2 separate regions of the Homo sapiens genome follow, and region 2 is linked to region 1. The links are chromatin contacts, found by Hi-C or POLR2A ChIA-PET in ENCODE. All regions are on one chromosome and are shown on one strand. Each heading gives the region's core, a stretch centred on a gene start or an enhancer-like site at or near the end of the contact. The rest is flanking DNA. Distances are from core to core; before and after follow the strand shown. Region 1 overlaps B3GNT2 (UDP-GlcNAc:betaGal beta-1,3-N-acetylglucosaminyltransferase 2). Region 2 has its middle 140 kb from the start of MIR5192.

The links. Hi-C counts contacts between places; a loop is a spot of excess contacts on that map. ChIA-PET counts read pairs that join two places held with the same protein, here RNA polymerase II (POLR2A). Pooled maps may share reads with other maps.
Region 2: a map with no recorded cell type shows a loop between it and region 1 (2.2-fold over the local background). The contact joins two enhancer-like sites. A Hi-C loop is called at or near these places in 2 of 168 maps with a recorded cell type or tissue (Caco-2 and GM12878), 1 of 37 single-sample maps with no recorded cell type and 2 of 50 pooled maps. POLR2A ChIA-PET finds 5 or more read pairs at or near these places in 2 of 52 experiments (activated B cell and activated T-cell).

What each region holds. Positions count from the first base shown.
Region 1 is chr2:62,217,721-62,224,846 of GRCh38, reverse strand. It overlaps B3GNT2 (UDP-GlcNAc:betaGal beta-1,3-N-acetylglucosaminyltransferase 2), which reads right to left. Exons shown (of 2, transcript NM_006577.6): 2 at 116-2,635. The coding sequence starts at 2,626. The coding sequence ends at 1,433. Among named protein-coding and RNA genes, the nearest start is that of MIR5192, 15 kb to the right of the region's middle. RefSeq lists an enhancer at 6,704-7,126. Within about 2 kb of position 5,271, at least 2 of the 41 ENCODE cell types and tissues checked have a DNase peak (open chromatin) inside an H3K27ac peak, as active enhancers do.
Region 2 is chr2:62,338,607-62,345,264 of GRCh38, reverse strand. No RefSeq gene overlaps it. Among named protein-coding and RNA genes, the nearest start is that of MIR5192, 140 kb to the right of the region's middle. Within about 2 kb of position 4,169, at least 5 of the 41 ENCODE cell types and tissues checked have a DNase peak (open chromatin) inside an H3K27ac peak, as active enhancers do.

The sequences.
Region 1 (7,126 bases), core at 4,022-6,521:
GTGATAGTTCAACACTACTGTAATGGTTTCTGGGGAGGAAACTGGCCTCTTTCAGGGAAAAATGTTCTCAAATATGGGAAACAAAAGGATTATAGATTACACATTACACAAAAAATTAAAAATACAGTGGCTTTATTTCCATTGTTTATAGTCCCCAGTATCCCATCTGATAAGAACCTTCAATTCTATAAACAAAAATATTTCAAGAAAGTATGTTACACAATAGTACATATAAGTAATAGTTTGGCAGAATTTTAAACTCTAGTAGTTCATACCCCCAAAAAACAAATTTTAAAATTCAAAAATAACAGTTTTATTTAACATATGTTACACCTTAACATTTAAAATATCATGCTCTAGTTAAATATTTCATCAACAACACTGTATACAAATAAAATATTACATAAAATATATTTAAGAAAATGTTTTGGTCTTTGATCTGAACAATAAATAAAAACACAGGCACTTCTACATAGACAGGGAAGCAGTTACTACTCAATAATAATCTTGTATAAGCAGCATGTGAAAATATGGCAATAATAAATTCTGGAATTTTAAATTGACAAACCATCTATGCAAAAGTCTGTAACTTCAACCTTTTCACTCAAGTTCAAAATACATATGCCTTCCTGGTCCATATTGAAAATTCACTAACACGATATGGTTGTTAGCGGCAATTCAATCTTCAGTTGGCCATTAAGGAATCACACTGATTTTCAAATACTAAAATTACACTATGATACCACCAGGAAACCAAATACAAGAAAAATTAAACCCTCTTTCTCCTTATTATGACCATAACATCACAACAAGATAAATTAGATGAGTGTCACACCATGATTCTCATTTTGCAAAATTAATTAACACACAAAAATACTGTTGGGGTGGCAGGAAATTTCCACAATTGAAAAACTGAATTCCACAACTGACAACTGAAATTTCAGTTTTCTAGACAATTTAAAATTTACCCAAATCCCATAAAAATAAACATAATTCCATTTCACGAAAACCACTGGATAATGTTTAACAAAGTCTTTGTAGCCAATAGGTTTATAAATACCTGAATTACAAATAAATCAGTCATTATTATGGGAAGTAGGAATATTATAGAAGAGGGCAAACAAAATCACTTAAAATGGCCAAATTCCAGAAACAGGATTTCAGATAAGAGGGTACAAGTTTTTTAAAAATGACCACTAGCCGGTAAGATCAGAACCAATCATCCTGCCATATCATCCATAAAAAAAAATTACCATCTTCCGCTTTCCCTCTTCACGTGAGTACCAAATTGAAGGGTTTAGAGGCCCTCAAATGGGTATCACTCATAAAGGCAATTTTCATGGTTTAATATAGAAATTACTCTAATGTGAGAACACAACATGGGAACTATTCAAAATACACCTTTCTATGCAAAATTGAGTTTGTATCTATTTTAGCATTTTAAATGAGCACTCTGCAACTGAGACCAAATATCAATCATCTCTTGAGGTTTTCTACTATGTACTAACATCAGATCTACATAGGAGCAGATGTTATTTTTGTTTTTCTCCTCGATATCAAATGTCCTGAAGCCTTTGTGTTTCTCTGGAACGAGGCCGAGTTTCTGAAGGCACATTCCAGTATAAACGTCATCAATGGGGTAGAGATGGACCTGGTCAGTGATATGGTACAGCCTCAGGGCCAGGTGGCCGGAGTAGAGGAACCCCCCTCCCCCTGCATAGGGTGGGTAGAGGCCAGAGTAAACAACTTCTGGGATGTAGTACTTCAGCTTCTTATCCCGATGAGGTCCAGCATTGTGGATCACATCACCTATGAAGAGATCTTTGGCTTTGGTCTTGGATAAACTATTCAAGTAATTCAGGATGTGATGGGTGTTCACAAAAACATCGTCATCGCCCTTGAAAACAAACTCAGTGTCTGGGCAGGAAGTACTTACCCACCTGAGAAACAGCACTTCCTTCAGAGACAAGTTGAAGAAAGTGTCTCTGTAGTTCCACATAAGAATGTCTTGGTGCTTCTCACTCTCAAATTTCAGCATATCTGAAAGGTCGGGGTGGTTGTCCTCTGGGGGTGTCTGGCCCAGCAGGAAGACTCGCACCACCGTTTGGTTCCCTGCGTTGCTTTCTTGGCCCCAGGATTCCCGGATTGCTTGCCTTCTGGCAAAATGTGGAGTGAGGGACTTAATCGCCAGCAACAAGAAAGGTTTCTTTGCACACTTATCCGGCTGATCTATAAGCAGTGAATAATTGCGGCATCTCAAATACAGCAGAAAGTCTTTAAATCTGTCCGGCAAGTTGTTAAAACCCGTAACCACCGACGTGACCCTCAGGTCAGGTTCGCAGTAGTTCAGATGGCTTATATTGGAGAGCCTGCCCGCCTCCCCCGTCTGGTTGGTCAGCATGCTCAGGATGGGGTTGTACTGCCGGTTCAGCTTCTCTTGCTCTCGGTTCCAGTATGCCTCGGGAGGGGTAGATATCTTCCAGAACTTCTCTTTGGGTATTATTACTTCCCCTTTTCCATTTTTTTCTTGGCTACTGCTTTTGGAGACTTCCATAATAAAATAAATGAAGACATTTGCCATCATCAGGATACCCAACAACTTTATTCTTCGACGTCCAACACTCATTTCTCATATCTGGAATAAAGGGGTGGAGTATTGTATCAATTACTTATCAATTTGCATTTGCACATACAATTTATTTTACCTGTCTCCCCAGGAATAGTGGTTTACAGCAAAGACTCTACACTTGCACTGCCTAGGTTCAAATCTTGGCCCTTCCTTTCTAGCTTTGTGATCATGGGCAAGTGGGATAGTCCCTGTCTCAACTTCTCCATATATAAAATGGGAATCAAGCCCACTTCAAAGGATGGTTGTGAGTATATGATGTTATATGGAAAGCTTTTAAAATAGCGCGTGGCTCACAGCAAGCACTATGTAAGTGACTGTTTGAGACATGCTGAAGCTAGAAATACCTATTACTAAATAACCTCAGGAGAGTTCAACTTCCTTGCTTACAATGGCACATACAGTGCTTGGCAAACCGATTTGCCTAAATTATAACAAATACATTTTTATACTGTGTTTAGTATACACATACATACACAAAACTCTATTTACATGTGTGACGCATTGTGTGCAGTTCCATGTCATTCACTCTCAAGTTCTCTTCTATTTCATTTGAAAAACTTTGAGATTTTAAAATGTAGAAACAGGGACTGGTTACGTTGCTCAGGCTGGGCTCAAACTCCCAACCTAAGGTGATCCTCCCACCTCAGCCTCCCAAAGTGCTGGGATTATAGGCATGTCTGACCCTATCTCTCTCTCTTTTTTTTAATGTTAGTCCCAACCCTGAGTTATTTTCCAACCTACCATTTTACAGATAAGGAAACCAAAGCAGAGAGATTAAGACACTTGCCCAAGGTTGCAGGGCTAGGAAGCAGGAGACAGGAACCACAGAGCATCTCAGACAGAGAAAATGAAAGCAGACTCAGGACAGCTTTATCCCAATAGCCAAGAACTGGCAACAGCCCAATATCAACAGAACAGATGATCAAACTGTGGCATCTGCATACAATGGTATATCCCCTCGGCAATAGAAAGGGAAACTATTGTGGATGAAACATTACAACATTACATTGTGAATGAAGGCCAGACCCAAATTTTCATTTATATTAACTTCAAGAACAGGCAAAATGAATTTAGGTTCTAGAAATCTGAAAGTGATGGAGGTGGTGGGCTTAGAGAAGGATAGGAAGGAACTTCCTGGGGTACAGAAATGTACCATGTAGGTCTTGATCCTGATGAAGGCTCCACGGATGTATGCATATGTCAAACCTGAAGTGTATATTTAAGATCTCTATTGTTTGTAGCAAAAAGGGAAATACAAATGATATTTTAGTGAAATATCAAAAGATTTCAGGCTGTGGGCAATGGAAGAATAAAGAATGAGTAATGAGATGGTTTGCTGGGGATATCCAAGGTTCTAACACTATTGACATGGATGACCTATACAAGAATGAACATTTAAACCAAGGTGACATTAAAAGATAGCCCAAAAAAGTGGGATGGCAATGTTCTATAAAGAGCTGAAGATTTTCTTATCAGGTTAATTCAACTGGGAATTTATCCTTAGGTACTATTACTCATTCCCATTTTATACCTGAGGAGGTACACATTTAAAGAAGGGCAGACTGGAATACCAGCCAAGGCAAACAGATTCCAAGTCTGTACCATGCCAAAAGGTAGCTACACTTCTCCAATCCCTAAAAGAAAGCTTTGCAACTATTTTAATCTAGTATTTGCTTTTTGAAAGGAGAGGATTTTTAAGTTCACTGGATTCTAACAAACGGTAAAGTAGAAAAATATTTGTCATGCTGAGAATGCTGTAAAACTATTACATATTAGAGAGCCCAGATGAGATCAACAGGAATTCACAAGCTATTGTGTGTCTGTAAAGATCTGCCTAGTAGACCTTTATCTGGTTGCTTGTATTTACTACTGCTGAAACCACCTTTGCAAAGATTATGGACAGTAAGAAATCTAGCATGGCTGACTCCATCTTGCGTCTACCCTCACAGGCTAGCTGTCTCCACTCATTCCTGGGCATAGGCCAAGCTAACCACGGGAGAAATTTAGTTTACAGTTTAACTTCGAAGCAAAGATGGTAACAGTCCCTCCATAAAACTGATCCCTTCCTTGTTCAGGGGGCTGAGGCTAATGAAAGGTCACAAGATTAGGATTGAGAGGGGCCTGAATTCTGCTAAAATGTAAGCACAGTTTTTATAATCCCGTATTGCTCAGAAGTCATGTGGCCAGAGGCCACAAGATCTTTGACTTCCCCAAGTGCTCCTGTAGTTAACACCACTATTATAGAAACTAAGATTGGTCTTCTGAATGTTTCTCAGACTTACCCCACCCAGACTAGAGACTCATGACTCCCCCCAACCCCTGCAGACTCAGCACATGGCTTTGATTGCATCCACAGCCAATCAGCAGCACCCACTCCCTGGTCCCCTGCCCACAAAACTACTCTTGAAAAACCTAACCTCATACCTTTGGAGACTTCCGTGATAACTCCAGTTATTTCTCAAATACTTCTCAAAAAGAAAAGGTTCTCTCTAACTTGGGACAATTCTCCTAATGCTAAAGTGAGCCCTTGACCCAGTACTGCTGTCTCTAGGTCTCAGGCCCTTCCTAGTCTGGAAGGAAGGGCAACAGGAAATGTGTGATGGTGAAAAACTACAATGAAGAAAAAGATTTGCAAAGGGGCCAGGCAGAGTGACTCACGCCTGTAAACCCAGCACTTTGCTTTGGTAGGCCGAGGTGGGCAGATCACTTGAGGCCAGGAGTTTGAGACCAGCCTGGCCAACACAGCAAAACCCTGCCTCTACTAAAAATACAAAAAAGGCATGGTGGTGCACTCCTGTAGTCCAAGCTACTTGGGAGGCTGAGGTTGCAGTGAGCTGAGATCGTGCCACTGCACTCCAGCCTGGGTGACAGAGCAAAACTACTCAGGAAAAAACAGCACATACTATGAACAGCTTAATACCCGGCAAAAATTTAACTCAGTAAAGGGATTTAAACATTAATAGACCTTTACCAAAATTTCTGGAGTAAAAGAGGACAGCTTAGGGAAGAAAAAAGGGAAGCACAGTACTTTACATAGGAGGCTGTGAACTTCCAGAGCTAATTCTCCTAGGAAAGATACAGAGTGAATAACATGTAAAAATGACTCCAGATAATTTAACAAGTTTATACATCTAGATTATGGGAGAGGCCATGAATAACTGGAATCCAGCCATAACCACTTGAAGCCTCTATCACGGAAAACACCAATCCTTCTTTTGAGGATGCTTTGAGGAATAAGCTTGCTGACCCCTGGCAAGATTTCCAACTTCATCTGCTACAATTCAGCCTTTTATTTCCTCAATCAAGGCCACGTCAAGGTACAGTTCTCACATCACCTTGGCTCAAGACACAGGGACTAATGAATGGCCTTCCCGGGAACACCACCCTCAACTTTCATTTAAGTGCTCAAGGCCTCCAGCCCGCAGGGCATTTTCCTGCTCATTTCTCATTGCACGGGATGCCACTTTACCAGGAGAAAATGGAAGCTCAGAGGGGACTGATGATTTGCCTGAATATTATGGAAGAGTTACGTGACAAGGCTTAGACAAGACCACCTTCTGGCTCCCAATCCAGGACTCTCTGGATCTCTTTTTTCTATGAGGCTCAACCACATTCTAGTTACCTGGACCAGGTCAACAGTGAAGTCCCACAGGCTGATTATGGCACGGGATCATGGTACATTGATAGTTAAAGAGGCTCCAAAGAAAGAGAAATGGGGGCACCTACAAGCTCCCAGCCCCACCTCAGGAAACAGATCAGCCTTTCTTGTAAAAGACTTCAGATTCCCAAAGGCTCAATTTGAGGCAACTCTTCCCATTACTTGCTAAAGGGTATTTCTTTCAAGCCAATCTGAAGAGGAAGGTGGAGAAAACAAGATTCTCAACTGCACATTTCCATCAAGGTTAAATGTCATCGTGCACTTGTGACCTGGGCACAGTGTCTTGCATGAGAACTCGGCTTCTAGTAGGCTCTTAGAACAAAGCCAAGTTCATGGAAAGGAGGATAAAGCAGTGACCCCCATAAAAATATCTGTGGGAAAAAGCTCTCTAAATATCTGACTAAACATTCCCATCGCAGACAGAAAACCCAATTCCAATGTCCTTTCTTCAGCAGGAAGTTACATTGCGTAAGAAGAATTTAAGAAAACTCACCCCAAAGCTGGGGGAAGATGTTATAAACTCTCGCTGTGAAACACAGACTTTCTGTTGTAACAGAAATAAGAGAAAACCCCATATACAAACACAAAGCAACCTTAGCTTTTTACCTTGTCCCCAACAGGGACAGAACAGTTTTGAAACTTCAGTTGGTTTTGTTTAATGAAATGAAAATATTTAGAAAGACAGTATAACAGAGAAAACCTTAGCTGAAAAATGGCTTACAAAACAGTAGACATGATGCTGAAACTATGTGACAATCTAGATAAAATACTACACAAAAACAAAGTGGGTTTATTCAGGGTGGTGGGATGAGAGGGTGTTTTCACATCCTTTAACGCTG
Region 2 (6,658 bases), core at 2,920-5,419, 120 kb before region 1:
AAAATGCAAGTTTGGGCTGGGCACAGTGGCTCATGCCTGTAATCCCACCATTTTGGGAAGTCCGGGTGGGTGGATCACCTCAGGTCAGGAGTTTGAGACCAGCCTGGCCAACATGCTGAAACCCCATCCCTACTAAAAATACGAAAATCAGCTGGGCATGCTGGTGGGCGCCTGTAGTCCCAGCTACTCGGGAGACTGAGGCAAGAGAATCAGTTGAACCCAGGAGGCAGAGGTTGCAGTGAGCCAAGATGGCACCACTACACTCCAGCCTGGGTGAAAGAGCGAGATTCCATCTCAAAAAAAAAAAAAAAAATGCAAGTTTGTTTCCTCTTTTTTGAGACCTTTCTCATTAATGAATGTTCTTCCTATTGCACTACCCAAAGTCAAATGGTCTTCACTAATGGGTATATTTTGTCCCAGATGTTATTTAGAGGGTGCTCTTTGCAAGGATTGGTTAGATTTTGAAAACTAGATAATTAATGGAATTGTCAGTGGTCTCACCTTGGGATCATGGGTCTGAACAAATCGGTGTTGAGTATTGAGTTTTGATAGTGTATGAAGCACGTCATAGCTTCTGGCATGACTGGTCTGGCACAGTCAATCTGTTCTGTGAGTCAGGATATGCTTGGCAAGTTGTGGTTTCTGTTCCAATTCTCAACTGTCAGCATTTAGACTAGTACCTGGTTCATGGTAGGTGCTCAATACGTATTTACTTAAAGAATAATGAATTGGCCAGGTGCGGTGGCTCATGTTTGTAATCCCAGCACTTTGGGAGACTGAGACGGGCAGATCACTTGAGGCCAGGAGTTCGAGACCAGCCTGGCCAACATGGTGAAACCCCATCTCTACTAGAAATACAAAAAATTAGCCGGGCATGGTGGCGGGGGCCTGTAATCCCACCTACTCGAGAGGCTGAGGCAGGAGAATTGCTTGAACCCAGAAGGCGGAGGTTGCAGTGAGCCAAGTTTGCGCCATTGCACTCCAGCCTGGGCAACAAGAGCAAAACTCTGTCTCAAATAAAAAAAAAAAAAATCAATATATAGTTGGCAGCAGACCAAAAATAGTTCACCTTCTTTGTTAGTTACAGTTTGGCAAAATCTATATGAAAATACAGGCACACATACCTTTGACCTAGCAATTCCACTTCTGGGAATTAATTCCACAGAAATTTGCATATTGCAAAGAACCACCTGATAAGGTTACTCACTGCAATATTGTTTGCAATCACAAAAGAACAGATGTCTTAGAAATCTCCATTAGTAACAGCCTGCTTAATTCAGCCGTGGTGCACACATACAATGGAATAAGATGCAGGTGTAAAAAGAATGAGCAAGTTCTCATGATACAGAAGATCTCCAAGATATATTCACTCAGTTTCAACCATAACTGCTTTGTTCCTCAGAGCAAGTTCCTTCCGCTCCACGTGGAGGGTTTGAAGGCTTTGAAGGTTCAAATCCAGATATCTGGATTCAAAGCAGAAGAAACCTGGCTCACTCTCTCACTTTCTTCAGGCCTTGGCAAATCTTTCACTGACCACTATAGGAGAATAAAAATAATTTTTTCTTCAACCCTCATAGGTTTTTGATTGGAAAAGACCCTTGTAGCAAAAGATGAGATAAAAACAAACTGAAGTTTAACATGTATATTTAATGTATACATGGAACACACCCAGAGAATGAGTAGTTCTCAAAAAGGTGGCTTTGAATTCTAGCTTATGTGGCATTGTCAACAAAGAACAATGAATATTTAGAGAAGTGACAAGGCAAAGGAAAAGGATTTTGAGTCTCTAGGGGCAGCAACTTGTGAGAAAGCCAATAAATGGCAGAAACAGCCTGGCTAGTAAGGCCTGTTCATGTGGCTTCCTCTGGTGACATCTCCAGGCTGATAAGGGTCCAAAGTTAGACCTTCAGTGCTAATCTTTGTTTTCCCTGGAAGAAGGGTAGCAGGGTAGGATATCTTTTGCCTTTGTAAATCTATGTCCTGCTTTTAGGCAAATAGAAGGAGGGCAGAGAGCTTTCCTGTATCTGCTTCTTCTTAATTGTCTTTAGCTCAAAAATCCTTCATATTTTGGGGTGGCATATTCTGGTCTTCCACACCACCCTATCATAAAATATCCACATCCCATTCACCACCACCCTCGCCACACACACATGCATACATGCACACACATCTATCCCCTTACCCTGTTTTGCTCCATAGCACTTACCACTTATCACTATATATCACTTGTTTATTTATATCCCACAAAAATGTAAGTGTGGCCAGCTCAGTGGCTCACTTGTAATGCTAGCACTTTGGGAGGGCAAGAAGGGAGGATTGCTTGAGCCCAGGAGTTTGAGACCAGCCTGGGCAACATGGTGAGACCCCGTCTCTACAGAAAATTTAAAAACTGGCTGGGGGTAGTGGTGGGTGCCTGTAGTCCCACCTACTTGGAAGGCTGAGGCAGAAGGATCACTTGAGCCCAGGAGGCCGAGGCTGAAGCAAGCAGTGTTCACATCACTGCACTCCAGCCTGGGTGACAGAGCAAGACCTTGTCTTGGAAAAAAAAAAAATTTTTTTAAATGTAAGCTCCAGGAGGGCAAGAAATGTATTTGTTTTGTTCACTACCAAATTCCAAATGCCTAAAAGAGTGCTTGACACATAGTAGGTGCTCGGTAAGTGTTTCCTGAACAAATGAAAACAGTAAATGAAAAAAGCCAGAGGCATTTGAGCCCAGCCTCAAAATACTGGGCTGACTATCCTTATAAATGCTTCTATGTGAATGAAATGTCTTTAAAAGGTTACAGAAGAAATAGGTCATGCTGGTTGCCTGTCAGAAGGTGAACTTGGTGGCTGGGAGACAGAATAGAAGGGAGGCTTTTCATTATACAGTATTCTATTTGTAGATTATTATGCAAAAAATATAACTTAAAAGTAAAAAGGAAAGCTTCTGTATCATTCCTTTTTCATATCTCCATAGTATGCTGTCCTGTGGATGTACTAGAAGTCATTTCATCAATCCTATTTTAATGGGCAAGTTAGTTATTTCCAAACTTTTGCTATTGCAAATAAAGTAGTCTGGATATTTACTTTTCACGTTATAATAAATAGGACACTGAGGTCTTTTTATAACCCCTTAACTTTGGTTATAAATCTTTGCAGTTGAAAATGTAACCAACATCCCCAAGTAAACAAAAGTTTACTGCAGTTAAGTCCATTTGCATTTGCTGGCTGGGAGTGGGGCAGCCTCAGGAAGCAGAGGCTCCTGGGAAAGGGATAATTTAATTAGCATTCTTGCAATCTCATTGGTAAACTCACCCAATCCCTAAGCCTGTATCCTGATAATTTATCAGGATAGGGCTGTCTTACAAAGGAGGGCAAAAAAACAAAAGAACAAACTTCTAACCAAGATGTGGCTCACGCCTGTAATCCCAGCACTTTGGGAGACCAAGGCAGGTGGATCACTTGAGCCCAGGAGTTCAAGACCAGCCTGAGCAACATAGCGAAACCCCATCTCTACTAAAATACAAAAAATGAGCCAGGCATGGTGGCACACACCTGTAGTCCCAGATACCCAGGAGGCTGAGAAGGGAAAATCACCTAAGCCCAGAAAGTTGAGGCTGCAGTGAGCTGTGATTGCACCACTGCAATCTAGCCTGGGCAAGGGGAGTGAGACCCTGTCTCAAAGACAAACAAACAAACAAAAAGTGAAGACAGTTCAGTATTCCTAATTCATACAATGGGAAACATCTGAACTAAAGATTGAGAATCCTGGGTCTGCTACCGAGAAGCAGGGTGACCTTGAGGAAATCACTTCTCTCCTCTGGGCCTCCATCACCAGGTCTGTGGAATGCAGCCTTTGTCTCCCTCCCTCTCACTGGAGACTCAAACACTATGTTGGGTGACTTGAGGCAGCTGCTGAATGGTAGCAGATCTGCCAGGGCTGTCACTTTGTGGTGGTTCTGTAGGTAAATACGGCACTGTGTTGGAAGAGAAAAACAAACAGAGAAGCAGCTGCCTTCTTTTCCAGAAATGACACCAATAGCCTGCAACTACTCAGGTTGATGGGCATGCAGCAGCCCGATGACTCCAGAGATGCGGGGGCAGGGAGCAGAGCATCTGAAACAGGGACATCAGGACCCAGTGACTGCTCTGGTATGACTCAGGGAGGCTGTCAGGGTTGAGCTCTCTGCCAGGGATCCAGAGTGTCCCAGGAGGCCGTCTCTTCTGAAGAATCTGACAAGGCCCAGGCTTCTGGGAATGACTCTGCCCTGTTCTCCTGCCTAACCTGAAAACAGACTCTGGGGAGAAGGAAGCTGATTGACACAGTTTCATTGCCCCCAACACTTGCAAGTGCAAACAGAGGCCACATACCTTCTTATTCTTTGGATCTGTAATCAGATCCTCATTTGGTAAAAAAAAAAATATGAAGTTGCGGCCAGGCCTAACACTTTTGGAGGCTGAGGTGGGTGGATCACCTGAGGTCAGGAGTTCGAGACCAGCCTGACCAACATGGAGAAACCCTCGTCTCTACTAAAAATACAAAAATTAGGTGGCATGGTGGCGGGCGCCTGTAATCCCAGCTACTTGGGAGGCTGAGGCAGGAGAATTGCTTGAACCCAGGAGGGGAGGTTGCAGTGAGCCGAGATCGCACCACTGCACTCCAGCGAGACTCTGTCTCAAAAAAAAAAAAAAAAAGAAGTTGCAGGAATTGCATTCAACCTCTTCAAGTTATGAATTTAATGAGAATAATTTTCTTGCTTATTTTTACAGTTTCATCAGCATTAAAATCTCATTAAAAAAGAATCTGTGGCTGGGCATTGTGACTCGCACCTGTAATCCCAACACTTTAGGAGGCTGTGATGACAGCTCACTGCACTCCAGCCTGGGCAGCAGCAGAATCACTTGAGGCCAGGAGCTGAAGACCAGACTGGGCAACATAGCTGGACCTCATCTCTACAAAAGATAAAAAATTAGCCATGTGAGGTGTATGCATTTGTAGTCTTAGCTTGGGAGGCTGAGGCAGGAGATATGCTTGAGCCCAGGAGTTCCAGGCTGCAGTGAGCTATGATAATGCCACGGTACTCTAGCCTGGGCAATAGAGCAAGACCCTGGCTCAAAAATGGAAGGAAGGAAGGGAGGGAGGGAGGCAGGGAGGGAGGGAGGGAGGGAAGGAGGGAAGGGAAAAGAAAAAGAGTTTGTGAAGTTCTCTTGCTTACAAATTTTATGAGAGACCTCAACAGAAAACTGTTCATTTTCAGTGTTGCCAGTTTTAAAAAATTTAAGCTGATGCGCTTCTGAATACTTTTCCTTTTTTGGCTTTTTTTTTTTTTTGAGCTCCACTGTCATATTTTCTAAATTGATCCCAACTCAACTTGTATTCATTCCTAGTGATCTAAGAGTTTACAAAATAAAGTTGTTTTTCTTCTAAAACATTCAACTTTTTTTTTTTTTTTTGAGACAGTGTCTTGCTCTGTTGCCCAGGCTGGAGTGCAGTGGTATGATCACAGTTCACTGCACTCCATCCTGGGCAACAGTAGCCTCGACCTCCCAAACTTAAGCAATCTTCCCACCTAAGCCTTCCAAGTAGCTGGGACTACAGGTGCTCACTACCATGCCCAGCTAATTTTTTGAGCTCTCTCTGTGGCTCTTTCCCCAGCTCCACCAGGGGTCTCACTATGTTGCCCAGGCTGGTCTCAAACTCCTGGGCTCAAGTGATCCTCTCACCTTAGCCTCCCAAGGTGCTGGGATTACAGGCATGAGCCACCACGCCTGTCCAAATTATTAATATTACAAAGCAAAATACAAAAATTTAGTAAATTTAAAAAATAAAGTTATTTAAGTAAGGCTAAATTTTTTTATACTTGATAATTAAATCTTATTCAATATTATTATAAAAATAAAACTTCAGCCAGGCACAGTGGCTCACGCCTGTAATCCCAAAACTTTGGGAGGCCAAGGCTGGTAGATCATGAGGTCAAGAGATTGAGACCATCCTGGCCAACATGGTGAAACCCCATCTGTACTAAAAATACAAAAATTAGCTGGGTGTGGTGGTGCGTACCTGTAGTTCTAGCTACTCGGGAGGCTGAGGCAGGAGAATCACTTGAACCAGGGAAGCAGAGGTTGTTGCAGTGAGCCAAGATCGTGCCACTGCACTCCAGCCTGGCAACAGAGCGAGACTCCATCTCAAAATTAATAAATAAAACTTCACAATTCTGGGTTTTAATGTCTGCTTAATAAGCAAAGCAAAGAATCTGTATCATGCTTCAAATATCTTACAACTACATGTATATAAATGTAAGACAAATATGAATTCTTTTTTTTTTCCTTTTTTTAAGACAGGATCTAACTCTGTCACTCAGGCTGGAGTACAGTGGTGCGATCATGGCTCTCCACCTCCCAGGCTCAAGCGATTCTCCCACCTCAGGTTCCCAAGTAGCTGGGACCACAGGTGCACACCATCACACCTGGCTAATTTTTTGTATTTTTGGTAGAGACAGGGTTTCACCATGTTGCCCAGGCTGGTCTTGAACTCCTGAGCTCAAGCGATTCACCCACCTTGGCCTCCCAAAGTGCTAGAATTACACATGTGAGCCACTGTGCCTCGCCAAAAAATATCAATTCTTCAGCCTGGCAAAATGTTCCTCAGGCACTGTGGTATATTGTTACATAATGG